Linked DNA regions of Homo sapiens: region 1 is linked to region 2. Evidence: chromatin loops called from intact Hi-C (ENCODE). Cell type or tissue: A673. All regions are shown on one strand. Links, peaks and the distances in the headings refer to the core of each region. The heading gives the core; the rest is flanking DNA.

Region 1 (6,173 bases), core at 544-5,543, 660 kb before region 2:
TGGCCAACATGGTGAAACCCTGTGTCTACTAAAAAAAAAAAAAAAAAAAATTAGCCAAGCATGGTAGCATGTGTCTATAATCCCAGCTACCCAAAAGGCTGAGCAGGAGAATTGTTTGAACCCAGGAGGTGGAGGTTGCAGTGAGCCAAGATCATGCCACTGCACCCCACCCTGGGGGACAGAGTGAGACTCTGTTTCAAAAAAAAAAAGAACAAAAAGAAAAAGAAAAGAGAATGCATCAAAGCATGGGGAGGGAAATAAAGGTGGTGAGTTCTTGGGATTATAAGGAACCCTAACTTCAAGTGGAAGATTCCTATCAACAACTTCCAGCAACTGGGAATAGTCAAGAAGGCAAAGGCTGAGTAGTAGGATTTTTTATTTTTTTAAAAACAGGTCCAAAAGTTAATGCCGTCTGAATTATACGGGATTGGAGCCATCATTTTCAGAGCAAAACACACAGTGGTGGTCAGAAAGATAGGTCTTCTCCTCTGCCAACAGAAGCTTGGTCACATCGGGTTGGTTCATCTGGGACAACTGCGGAAGGCCACCATCATTCTTAAACCTATGGGTTTCAGATTTTGGTTCAAGACCTCTCCAACATTTTGTTAGGCAGAATGAATGATGCAACAATGAGGAAGGATTTCCAGGGTTTTTGGAGGCAACTGCTGGGGACTTGCCATCATGCCTACTTATTTCCATCCCCTTGGCCATCCTTAGTTTTTCCTCCTTCCCTTTTCTTATATTTTTTTTTCTTTTTGCTCATATCATAGGGCCCTAGTGCATTTATTAATTATTGAACATTGAGTGTCAGCTAATGCCAGGCTTTGGTGTCTGCTCTGGTATACAAGGAAGAAAAACCACAGCAACAGCAACATGTTGAGCATTTACACAGGCTGAGTGTTATTCTCAGCATTGCCCTTGTTTTGTCTAATTTACACAACAACACTCTCAGGCAGGCATTATTATCATCCCCATTTTGCACACAAGATATAGATGGGTTTAAGTGACTTGCTCAAGTTTAGATAAATACTCAGTGGTAGAGCTAGGATCCCCATACAGAGCTTGCTGTCTTAACCTCCAGGTTGTACACCTCTAGGATTGAGGGGTGTTGGACTACAGGCTTTCCATCAAGCATGCAATTCTAAACCACATGGGACACTCTCTTAAAGCTCTGCTGCTCGGCTGGCTCCACGCCTGCTGAATCAGCTCCTCAGGGAATAGGGGTTTGGGTCTTGTTGATTTTTATTTGTTTGAGACAGAGTCTCGCTCTGTCATCCAGGCTGGAGTGCAGTGGCACGATCTCGGCTCACTGCAACCTCTGCCCCCTGGGTTCAAGTGATTCTCATGTCTCTGCCTCCCGAGTAGCTGGGACTACAGAGGTGCACCACCATGCCTGGCTAATTTTTACATTTTTTTAGTAGAGACGGGGTTTCGCCATGTTGGTCAGGCTCGTCTCAAACTCCTGACCTCAAGTGATCTGCCTACCTCAGTCTCTCAAAGTGCTGGTATTACAGACATGAGCCACCGTGCCCAGCTGTGGATTTTTGATTTTTAAAACCTCCCTGGGTGATTCTGATGTGTACTCTTGGTTAAAATACACTCAGTGTGATATAAGGCCTTATCTTTAGTTACCTGGGAAAGACCAATGGGAAAATCACATATATAACCATAATATAATCATATGTGTGTATAGATGTACATATGTGTGCATAATATACTATAATATGTAATCATGGGAAAGACCAACATGTAAATAATATATGTGATCATGACTATCATAATAAGGATGATATTAGTGTGTGAGGGTGCTTAGATTACAGAAAGAACCCTGAACATTCCTGGTCTCATAAGCTAAGCAGGATCAGGCCTGGTTAGTGCTTGGATGGGATTACAAAAGAACTAAATACTGGGTAAACAAAGAAGAGGGGTCCCTAACCTCTGACTGCCACCCTGGGATTTACTGCTGTTACTTAGAGCTGAGAGGCCTCTGACCATTGACCCAGGTGCACCAACTATAAAGAAGTAATGATAGGTGCTAGCCATTAGCCATGGATAACTTAGGGTGGGTTTTTACTTGCAAATTTACCATATCCCTGGGACAATGGGATTTTTTGATAGCACAGGTTTGAGTTAACTTTGAAATGTGAAAATTTCTATTAAAATGCCCAATCCTTCTAATAATTAAATCTGAAAAATTCACTGGAAGGTGAGCCAAGGAGTTCAGGCCAGTTGTGTAATCTAATCAAATTTCTTTAATTATGAGGGTGCCATTTATAAAGGGGGGTGCCCCGGCTGTGGGTGCGAGATGCTGGAGGGTCCAACAGGCACGATCGGCCCTTTGAGGATACCTGCCCCCCCAGTTTAGAGCATGTGGGAGCTTTAATTTAGCTGCAATGTTCTCTTATTCTGAATTAAATTACCCAGCTAGCAATATTTAAATTAACCTTGAGGCTTCCTGGAGAACATAAAAGTTATTTTGAATTATTTTCACTGCCGGGATCAACACGATTCCCTTCCCAGTCGGCTTGGTAGGAATTCAGTGATAGAGAAACCAATTTTTAAGTTAATACAATTTTGTGTTTGTAAGGAAGCCATTATTTTTAATTATCGGGCATTTTCCTCAGCCTGGCTTCCCCAGTTAATAAAACTCAGCTATTTAGCATGCTTTTTTATTTTTGCAGAGGGCAGACTTTGGGAAGTGGTTTCCCCTGCAGAATATCCCCCCAGAACGTTTTGATCTCACCAAGCATACGCCTGTCACAAGGAAGCTCATAAAAAACCTGGAGAAAAGGAAACGCTGTCTTCAAAACGGCCCTGCTGGGCCTATAACTGGTGACTCTAACTTAGCTCCAGGCGCAATGACGGGAGCTAGTGATTTGAGAAACATGAGGGAGGAAATTACACTGGGCTGGATCCCCTCCAGGAAACGGAATTGTAACACAGCAGGAGAGATTTCAGTTAGACGTATAGAAGAACCCTTTGCCCATCCTGCTTTGAGTATGGGAAACCCAAAAAAGATTAGTGAGGGGGGTCACGAGAGTCTCCCTGTCTGGCGACGTTTAAAAGCAGAAGAGTTTGCCTTGGAGAGTTTAGTTATTTACCTACCCAGAGGTAAAGCCTGGCCTAGAGGACATCTTCATTTTCTTTCCGGGTCAGTCTTCTGGGATTTTTTCTTTTCTTTTCTTTTCTTTTCTTTTCTTTTCTTTTCTTTTCTTTTCTTTTCTTTTCTTTTCTTTTCTTTTCTTTTCTTCTCTCTCCCTCCCTCCCTCCCTCCCTCCCTCCCTCCCTCTCTCTCTCTCTCTCTCTCTCTCTCTTTCTTTCTTTCTTGAGATGGAGTCTCACTCTATCTCCCAGGCTGTAGTGCAGTGGCGCAATCTGGGCTCACTGCAAGCTCCACCTCCCGGGTTCACACCATTCTCCTGCCTCAGCCTCCTGAGTAGCTGCGACTACAGGCGCCCGCCACCATGCCCAGCTAATTTTTTTGTATTTTTTTAGTAGAGACGGGGTTTCACCGTGTTAGCCAAGATGGTCTTGATCTCCTGACCTTGTGATCTGCCCGCCTTGGCCTCTCAAAGTGCTGGGATTACAGGCATGAGCCACCGCGCCCGGCCTGGGATTTAAAAAGTAGCTATCCCCAGCTCCCACACAACAAGACTCAATGCTACATTGGGATCAGTGCTTGTGGAGACAAAACAACTTGCTATAAATTTAATATTAATAATTAAATATAAATTTAATATAATAATTAAATAATGCATCATTAGAAGGGTAAGCCTCTGCAAACACATTAAATAATGTATTCCCCAAGCAAACATTATGTTTGGATGACTTGCTGTTTTGGATGGAGGTCAGGTGGAAAGACCCGAGTTTGAGTGGCGGTTTTGATACTCATCAGTGTCACTGATTAGCTTTGCCATACCAAAACCATACCTTCACCATTCATGTCTCAGTTTCCTCATCTGTAATAGCCTGGGAACTGGTGAGTCGGGACTTTATCTTATTTTTCTTAGTGTCTCTATTTTGTTTTGGAAAGTGCTTGGTGCTCAATGAACATTAGTGAATAAGCAGACTGAATCAGACTGGGTACAAGAACCCTGCTAACTCTGATGATCTAAAGTTCCAACGTGGAAAATCAGGAATAGAAAATATGATTAGGCTGGGCATGGTGGCTCACACCTATAATCCCAGCACTTTGGGAGGCTGAGGCGGGTGGATCGCTTGAGGTTAGGAGTTCAAGACCAGCCTGGTCAACATGATGAAACCCCGTCTTTACTTAGAAAACACAAAAATTAGCTGGGCATGGTGGTGCATGCCTGTAGTCCCAGCTACTTGGGAGGCTGAGGCAGGAGAATGGCTTGAACCCGGGAGGTGGAGGTTGCAGTGATCCGAGATTGTGCCACTGCACTCCAGCCTGGGTGACAGGGCAAGGCTCTGTCTCAAAAAAAAAAAAAAAAAAAAAAAAAAAAAAAAATATATATATATATATATATATATATATATATATATATATATATATATATATATATATATATGATTAGGACATCTGTGGTCTCAAAATATCTGAAAAGCTTCATTCCAAAGACCTATTAGAGTCATTCTGGAAGGCCCCTGGGACCTGGAATTCATAGGCAAACGTGGGAGGGAGCAGATTTTCATTATGTCAGTGGAAAATCCCATTCATTCATTCATTCTTTCATTCAATATTTACTGGGCACCTACTCTGTGTTTGTTACTGGGACTGTTGTAAGATAGAACAAGACAGTTATGACCCCTGCCCTAGAGGGGCAGGCCACAGGCCAGAGGGGGATAACGACAGGTGAGCCAACAACAAAAACCATTTTTAGTGTGGTAATGGCAGTAGACACAGGGAAGGAACTGTGGCAGTGAGGAAGGATGTGGAACCAGAGCTGGGACTGATGAGGATGATTTCCCAGAGAAAGCGCTGCTCAGTGGGGGCCTGGGTATGAGTAAGGCTTGGACAGGTGAGGGTGGGAGAAGAATCAGGGAGAATATTCCAGGTGGGGAGGGTCAGCAAATGAAAGCACAGGGGATGAGCAAAGGCCTTGCACAGGCAGAGCATGGCTGTTTTCAGGTGATGCTGTGAGTATTCTAGTGCAGGTGGGTGGTCCATTGGTAGGGATGTAGTGAGAAGGGGCAGAGGGTGTCTGGTATGGAGGCTCAGCCCAGATGACCGGAATAAGCTATATTTGTTATCCTTTGACCTGAACTTTCAGGAGTCAGGTATGTTGTATATTTCCTAGTGTCCAAGAAGGAGGCTCCCGATGAGGGCTCATTTGCATGTACCGGGTGGATAATCTGCAGAAGACTTCTGTATTTCTAAGATCCTTAAAAGGGCCAACAAGATAAGGCTCTACCCCTTGACCTTACCCTCAGCTGGTTTACTCCAGCCACACTGGAGCTCTCCTTCTGTTCAGGATACAGGCAGAAGTCTCTTCTGCCTCAGGGCCTTTTGCACATGCTAGGGCTTTAGCATAGAGGCTTTTCCCCCAACTCCATGCCTGGGAAATTCCTACCTACTCTTCATTCAGTTCTCAGTTCAAATGTCATTTTCTCAGAGAGGGCTTAACCTATATCATATATTCCGTATTAGCTCCACCGTACATTTTTCCCAAAGCACCCATCACAATTTCTTTTTTTTTTCTTTGAGGCAGAGTCTCACTCTGTCACCCAGGCTGGAGTGCAGTGGTGCCATCTCGGCTTACTGCAACCTCTGTCTAGCATGTTCAAGTGATTCTATTGCCTCAGCCTCCGAAGTAGCTGGGATTATAGGCGTGCCGCACCACACCTGGCTAATTTTTGTATTTTTAGTAGAGATGGGGTTTCGCCATGTTGGCTAGGCTAGTCTTGAACTTCTGACCTCAGGTCATCCACCCGTCTGGGCCTCCCAAAGTGCTGGGATTACAGGCTGTGCCCAGCCCACAATTTCTATATATTGTTTGTACATTTATTGGATTATTATCTCCTTGCTAAGGTATAAGAGGTAAAGGCATAAGCTCCATTAGGGTTTTTCCACTTTTCCACATCATCATCCCAAACAGAAGCCACCCAAAAGTAATGTTTGCTTGGGGAATACATTATTTAATCTGTTTGCAGAGGCTTGCCCTTCTAATTATGTGTTATTTAAACTAATATTAAATTTATCCCAAGTTCTG
Region 2 (6,173 bases), core at 599-5,598:
CTCGGAATAGGAAGAAAAGGGAGGTACAGAGAAATTTATACTAACTTTAAGAATTCTCCACACTCACACACACAAAAATTAGAGCTACTGTGGATTTCAGTAAATCTCTGGCTTGCCCAGCAATAGTAAAGGAACTGCAGTGACCACAGATCTGTGAGTCAGGACAACGCTTGGCTACGACTGTCGAACCGTCAGAAGAACTGAAGTCAATGATGAGAAGGTAGCTCTGGTGCAAGCTGCAACTTTGGAACTGCATCAAAATGTGGTTGGTGCCTAACAAATAACAGACAATAATGATATGATTGTAAATTCCTATTATACTAAGACACATATCTCCAGTGAATATAAAAATGTGTATGTTATGGATTTGTGAGTGCTGATTTTTGCAGGGCTTTTAGAACCCTCTGCAAACACACAGTGGCAAAACAGTCAAATGAGGCAGGCTGGAGGAAACAGAAAAGAAAATCCAGCTACATTCAAGGTACGAGACAATAATTTCTAAGCCTTTGGGATCTATTTTTTTCCTTCCATTGTAATGCAGTCAAGTGCATGAGTGATGCCTTTTGTGTTTGATAATGTCAAGTGTGAATGTCATGGGCAGCACCCCATCTCTGATAGTATTAAAATGGTGGGAAGATGGAAAGCTTGGAAAAGTAAATGGAACAAATTAAATTAAAGTGGTTGGAGGACAAGGAAAGTCACTCATCTACAGTTTGGTTTTGAGGTGATGTTGGTGACCGTGTCCACCTGAATAGGCTGGTAAAATCCGTGTTACAGAAGAAAAGCATGACACTCTACTTACTTAATTGTACTAATAATTATTTTTGCTCCTTCTCATCGTGAACTCTGTTGAAAAGAAAACAGCTTATATGTTCACATATAAACTTCCATTATATAGTTAGAGTAGTCTCCACAGCTGAGCTTGTCAGTCAAATACACTAGACGTCAAAGAGTTCAAGGTAAGTTAGTCAAGGTTTATAGAAAGTAACTGACAACACAGGCAATTCAGAGAGGCAATTAATTCTAATAAATAAAGTATATATGTTTTTAGAGAGATGAAAACCCTTAAAGATCATAAAAATCCATCCTAATCAATGTCAAGAAACCAGAGATGAACATAACACTAATTGATTATACTGAAATAGCATGGAGAGAACATCACACCTTCTAAACCACGGGTCTGATCTCCAACGAATGGTGAAGGTTTTTCTTATGAAAACATGAAAACAAATGCATATACACAAAATCCCTGTCTAATGAGGGCATGACATCTGCAGTACAAACAAGAAATTGCAATAATTATAATACGAAGGTGTTTCTCGTAGCCAGTCTCCGTTCCCCAGCGTTTCTCAACCTTACTGCTGAAGTCTAGGCTAATGCAACAGATTATTCACAGGCTTCCAGCCTCTGGACCAGGAGTTCTCAACAGCATTGCTACAAGGGGAAGATATAGGCTACTGGTAGCAATACCTCCGTAAGGCTGCAATTTAACGGAAGAATAGATGCCCTGTAGACAGACGTTTCAGAATTTCCTGGGAAGGGTGTGTTGTATGGTGGGACCCCATATTCCAGTACTTCCCTGTCCACATCCAAAGCCGCAACTCCCCTAAAGCTACCAGATCACCCCTCTCCAGTGGCTATCAAATACCTTGGCTTGCCGTTCAAGACCCTCCATCATACTAGCATCGGTTGTTCCCTTTTGGCATGTGCCCCCTGTGCCCACGCTGATTTTGCTGATGGGGATTATTTTGTGTTTTCACATTTCACCCCTAATTCAAAGACAGGCTCCTCAGGGTCCTCTCAACCTGCAGCGACCTTTTCTCCCCTGCTCTCCTAAGGGAGGGAGTTAAGACCTGGCACTTTTAGTCCAGTAGGCTGTTTGGCGCATATTTTGCATCTTCGTCAGATTCTCAGTGAGTGGAGAGGCATCTTTTGTTGTTGTTAGGGGTGCAATTCGGCACACTTAGCTCATCGTACTTTGAATATAGTCAGCGCTCGATAGCTACTATTAAAAAAAGAGAACAAGAGGCAAACAACAAACAAACTTTACTAGAAAGTAGAATCTCCCACCAAGTTGTGTAGCTTTCCTTATTTAAAGACAGAAGAAGAAAAAAACCACTATGGGTCAAGTACAAAAAAAAATGTATTTGAATCAAATAAAAATAAAATCGGGAACATCCCTAGCCCAGTGGACTTAGAGCATTAATTACAAAATAGAAGTAGCTGACACTTATGCCTTCTAAATATAAGCTTTTTCCTCCCAGAAAAGAGAAATAAATAGGTGTTAAATCAAAACATCCTATGGAGCATTTCACACCTCAGGAAGGAAAACTGACAAAGAGGTGATTCAATGCCAAAGAAGAATCCACCAGCAAAGAACTAGGTCGGCTTAAAGTAAGAAAACCGAAAGCTCTCCAACATAGGTTACACCCTTGTCCTGTCTGCAAGTGCTTTTGTAATACCCTACGTCCCCCTCTCATTGGAAAAAACATATACACTTCCCTTTCACTATTGAAATCAGTTAATTGATCATTTCCAAAAATAAATACTCCCATAGATAGAGGTCATTGGTCCTGAAATTGCATCAGTTCCTGTCTGGGTACGAGATTCCTGGGCTCCTCTGGGACGTCTTTGTCATTTTATCACAGTGATTACAAGCAGAGCAGTTCCAGCGTGGGTCCCCTCAGTTTCTAGTGCTTATGTTTGCTCTCTGCATTCCTATTTTCTCCATCAAGCCTTATAGCTTTTGCTTTGGAAATCTGACACTTAATATCCAATGTTAATTACATTTCCTATTCTGAGGAAAATCCTATTGGGCTAATTTTTCAAAATCATATAATGAAAGAACTTCAGTGACAAATCATGTAGGTTTTCGATTGTTTTTTACGGGTAGATCTATTAAGCACTTAATATTCAGTGGGAAAACAGTCTCAGAGCAATGAAATTCTATTACTTTAGAGGTTGCATGCTTTTAATTTCTTAATATTTCATTACATGTTGGCAACTGGTGCATATTTTTATAATGCGTTTGATCATTACTCTTCTCAGGGTATTCTATTTCAGTTCTTCCTCTGACATCATATTTGCATGTTAAAGGGTTTTAGCATTCAGGGATGAAATGTTCTGAATAGTAATGTGCAGTTAAGTTGATTTTTTGAAAACGGAACACAGCAAACAGACATTATATATAGGGACTAAAGAGAACAATCTCATAATTTTAAAATCGAACTCAAGTTTTAATAGCTTTCTATAGAACATCATAAACGGTAATGATTCAATATAATTCATTAATTAGCAAATTATGCAAAATGCTATCAGCAGAGTTTGGGGAGAAGAATCTTTTTTCTTGGCTTTTATAAGTCTACTGCATTTCTTTTTTTCCTGTAAAAAAAAAAAAAATGCTCTTTTCTTTGCTCTCCAGCAACATCTACTGGAAAATTCAGAAAAATGCTATTTATATGAATCAAATAGTTTGAGTAAGGATAGCTTTGATTACCATCTGCCTAAAAAGTACATGCTGAACTACAATCCAGTTTACAATGAAATTATTTCTGCTTACTTTAGTTCTATTTTGTTCTCTAAGAAAAGGACAGTTGTTTGGTGAGGCAAATAGCCAAGTCGCAACTTCAAATTTATCATTGCCTCACCTGGAAGAAGTCATTTTCATAAATAAAAGCAAAGCATATATGATACAGACAACATATTTCTCTTGGCCCATCCCTTCAACACTTGCCACTTATTTGAGAAATAATCATCATTATCAGCAGCAGAATAACAGCTTTCAATAGTTAGGTGTAGCTGGAGTCAGAGAAAAATTTCACGCAGGAAAAAACGATGTAGAAAAAAAACGAGATTGAATTTGAGAAAAGCTACTTCAAGATTCTGCAAAGTTTCTTAAGCTGAAAAAAAATTACATGTGATGCGATTTTAAAAACTCACTATGCTACCACCAGCACGATTGCATCAAACATTCGACAGCAGTGTCTTTTTCTCTTGTCTGCATCTTTCCCTATTCTTTCAACCATGAGGAAAAATTAAGTCTCCCCAACCTGTATCAGGGGCTTCCCAGGGAACTTCCACCAGAGATTATCTCTGGATGATGAAGTATGATCAGACCCACAGTCCATTTGGTCTCTACTCCCCACTACTCAGCAGTTTCTGATGTCCTCATAAAATTGGATTCATAGGCTGCACCCACAAGATGCCATCAGATGGTCTGGCAAACGCGAGACATGCCAGGGTATGATATTGAGGAGCAAGTCCGGTTTGGAAACTTGGGAAGAAAAAAATCTTATCTCCAGACAAATACATAAAATATCCTCCCTTCCGTGGCCGCTGAAATCAACAATGCCATAGTAGTGCAGTTCTTTCTAGGACCAAACCTAGTACAGGTACTGAAGTCACCCTTGTATATATCATTCCAGAGGAGGATTCTTTTAACTGAATTTTGTACTTTTAATATTCAGATTTTCTCATAAAAACATTTAAAAATGAATTTTAAACATTCTATGCTATCTTTTAGGTAAAATCTTAGATATAATCTGGATTTCTGTTATCCTTAATTAGAAACTTGGCTAATCAGAGGTGGGTTTGGGTTGTTTTTTTTTTTTTTCTTTCTCAAATCTCAGTTTTTTCATGTCAGCAATACATTTTAGCAGCAGAAGCAATGAACACAGAATCAACAAAGACTGAGGTTAAAAACACATAATCAAAACTTTAAAACAACAGAAGTAGCAACAAAAATCAAGTGCTGGGAGATCATGCATTTTGTGTTTGTTCAATGTTAAAATAGATATGAGCCTTTTAAGCTTCACCCCAAAGCTCTTTAAAGGAGACATGCCATCAAATATAATCCACAACTCTCATAGCACACAAAAGGGACATATTTCTAAAAGCTACGTACAATGAAAATCCATATGTATTCCACATTTAGGATCCTGATGCAAAGTTCCGACTCGAGACTGGTAATCAGCCCCTCCATTATTGAGCCGCTTAGAATCCAGAAAGGTTTATCAAACAGCACCTCCAGAGTTAACTCCCATTTCAAACTGTCATAATTCAGTTCTCCTAATTATTTACCAGATCCCTTTCTACAACATGCCCTAACCTGATGTTTTAACTTCATATTTCATTTGGGACAACACTTAATCTCTATTTATGAACCATCAACCTGACACACGTTAAGGAGATATAAGAAGCGCTTCACCCACAAGATCCAAGCCAAACAAACCCCAGTAGCTCGACTTAAATAAACTCTACCCTTGCTAAAACCTCCAGTGAAAAATTATTATAACACATCAGAAGTTCAGTTAGAAGAAAAATTTCAAATGGCAGCTGTCTCCTAGGGTTTAAGTCCCGGAGTTCAAAAGCAGTATCAATTGGATTATTTTTCTTTCCGTTAGCTGTTTAGAATTTAACGTAATGCAAAGTGCTATTCTGATCAAAATCATCTTTCTCATCTCTCTCCTTAAATAAAACGGAGGAGAAATCATTCAGTATAAATGCATTTACTATACAAATCTATTTTCAATTGAATTTGCTGCATGCTCTAATTCATCAAAATTAATACAGGTACTTTCTATGTTAAACAAAAGGAAGCCGACTGAAAAATCGGCTTCTGCTGCGGATGCCTTTCTCAATTACAAAACGGTGAAAACAGAGATTTAACTAAGCCACTCGGTCAAACCCTCCGATCGGCGCTTACCTGCCTCAGCTGAAGGCTTCCTTCCCTTGTTAGCAGCGTGCAGCATCTCTAGCTCGCTCCAATCCTTACCACCGGTCTCAAATTACACTGCTAAGTCCACCCCCCGCCTTTTTTTTTCTTTCTTTTTTTTTCTTTTCTTTTTTTTTTTTCCAGCAAGAAAATGCTTATTGAAAGTGATTAGTTTTTGTTGTCCCTTTTAAGTCCCTCCTGCGGGAAGGAACAGGGGAGCAATGTGACGCCACCTTTTAATCTTTTGTAAGAGTGAAAAGGCAGAAAAGGAACGCTCGATCAAACTGAGCTGCATACATGCCTAAAACTCGCAGGAGAGGCTGCTGCTGCCTGGCGAAAGCACCGCTAGGCTTGAGTGTAAGAACAGAGAAGAGAGGAGAGTCAATGAATTGTGACAACGTATGTGCATCAAAGGCAGGAGGAGAGAGAGAACAATGAGCGAGGGAAAGACAGCGAGGAG

Evidence for each region. Peaks named below come from ENCODE experiments on the same cell type or tissue, not always from the same donor. Only the 100,000 strongest peaks of a DNase experiment are listed, where the experiment ranks them.
Region 1: a loop joins it to region 2, with 4 times the contacts of the local background. A loop is called at or near these places in 12 of 110 quality-filtered maps.

The regions. Positions count from the first base shown.
Region 1 is chr5:168,235,299-168,241,471 of GRCh38, reverse strand. All of the region lies in intron 27 of TENM2 (teneurin transmembrane protein 2), which reads right to left. Among named protein-coding and RNA genes, the nearest start is that of TENM2-AS1, 6.0 kb to the right of the region's middle. In A673, for the core only: no CTCF peak of the experiment used is centred there; DNase peaks (open chromatin) are centred at 1,181 and 2,881; H3K4me3 peaks cover 357 bases; H3K27ac peaks cover 2,671 bases.
Region 2 is chr5:167,573,558-167,579,730 of GRCh38, reverse strand. All of the region lies in intron 4 of TENM2 (teneurin transmembrane protein 2), which reads right to left. Among named protein-coding and RNA genes, the nearest start is that of TENM2-AS4, 83 kb to the left of the region's middle. RefSeq lists enhancers at 5,430-6,055, 6,056-6,173. In A673, for the core only: a CTCF peak has its summit at 3,416 (motif pointing left); a DNase peak (open chromatin) is centred at 2,620; H3K4me3 peaks cover 3,783 bases; H3K27ac peaks cover 4,946 bases.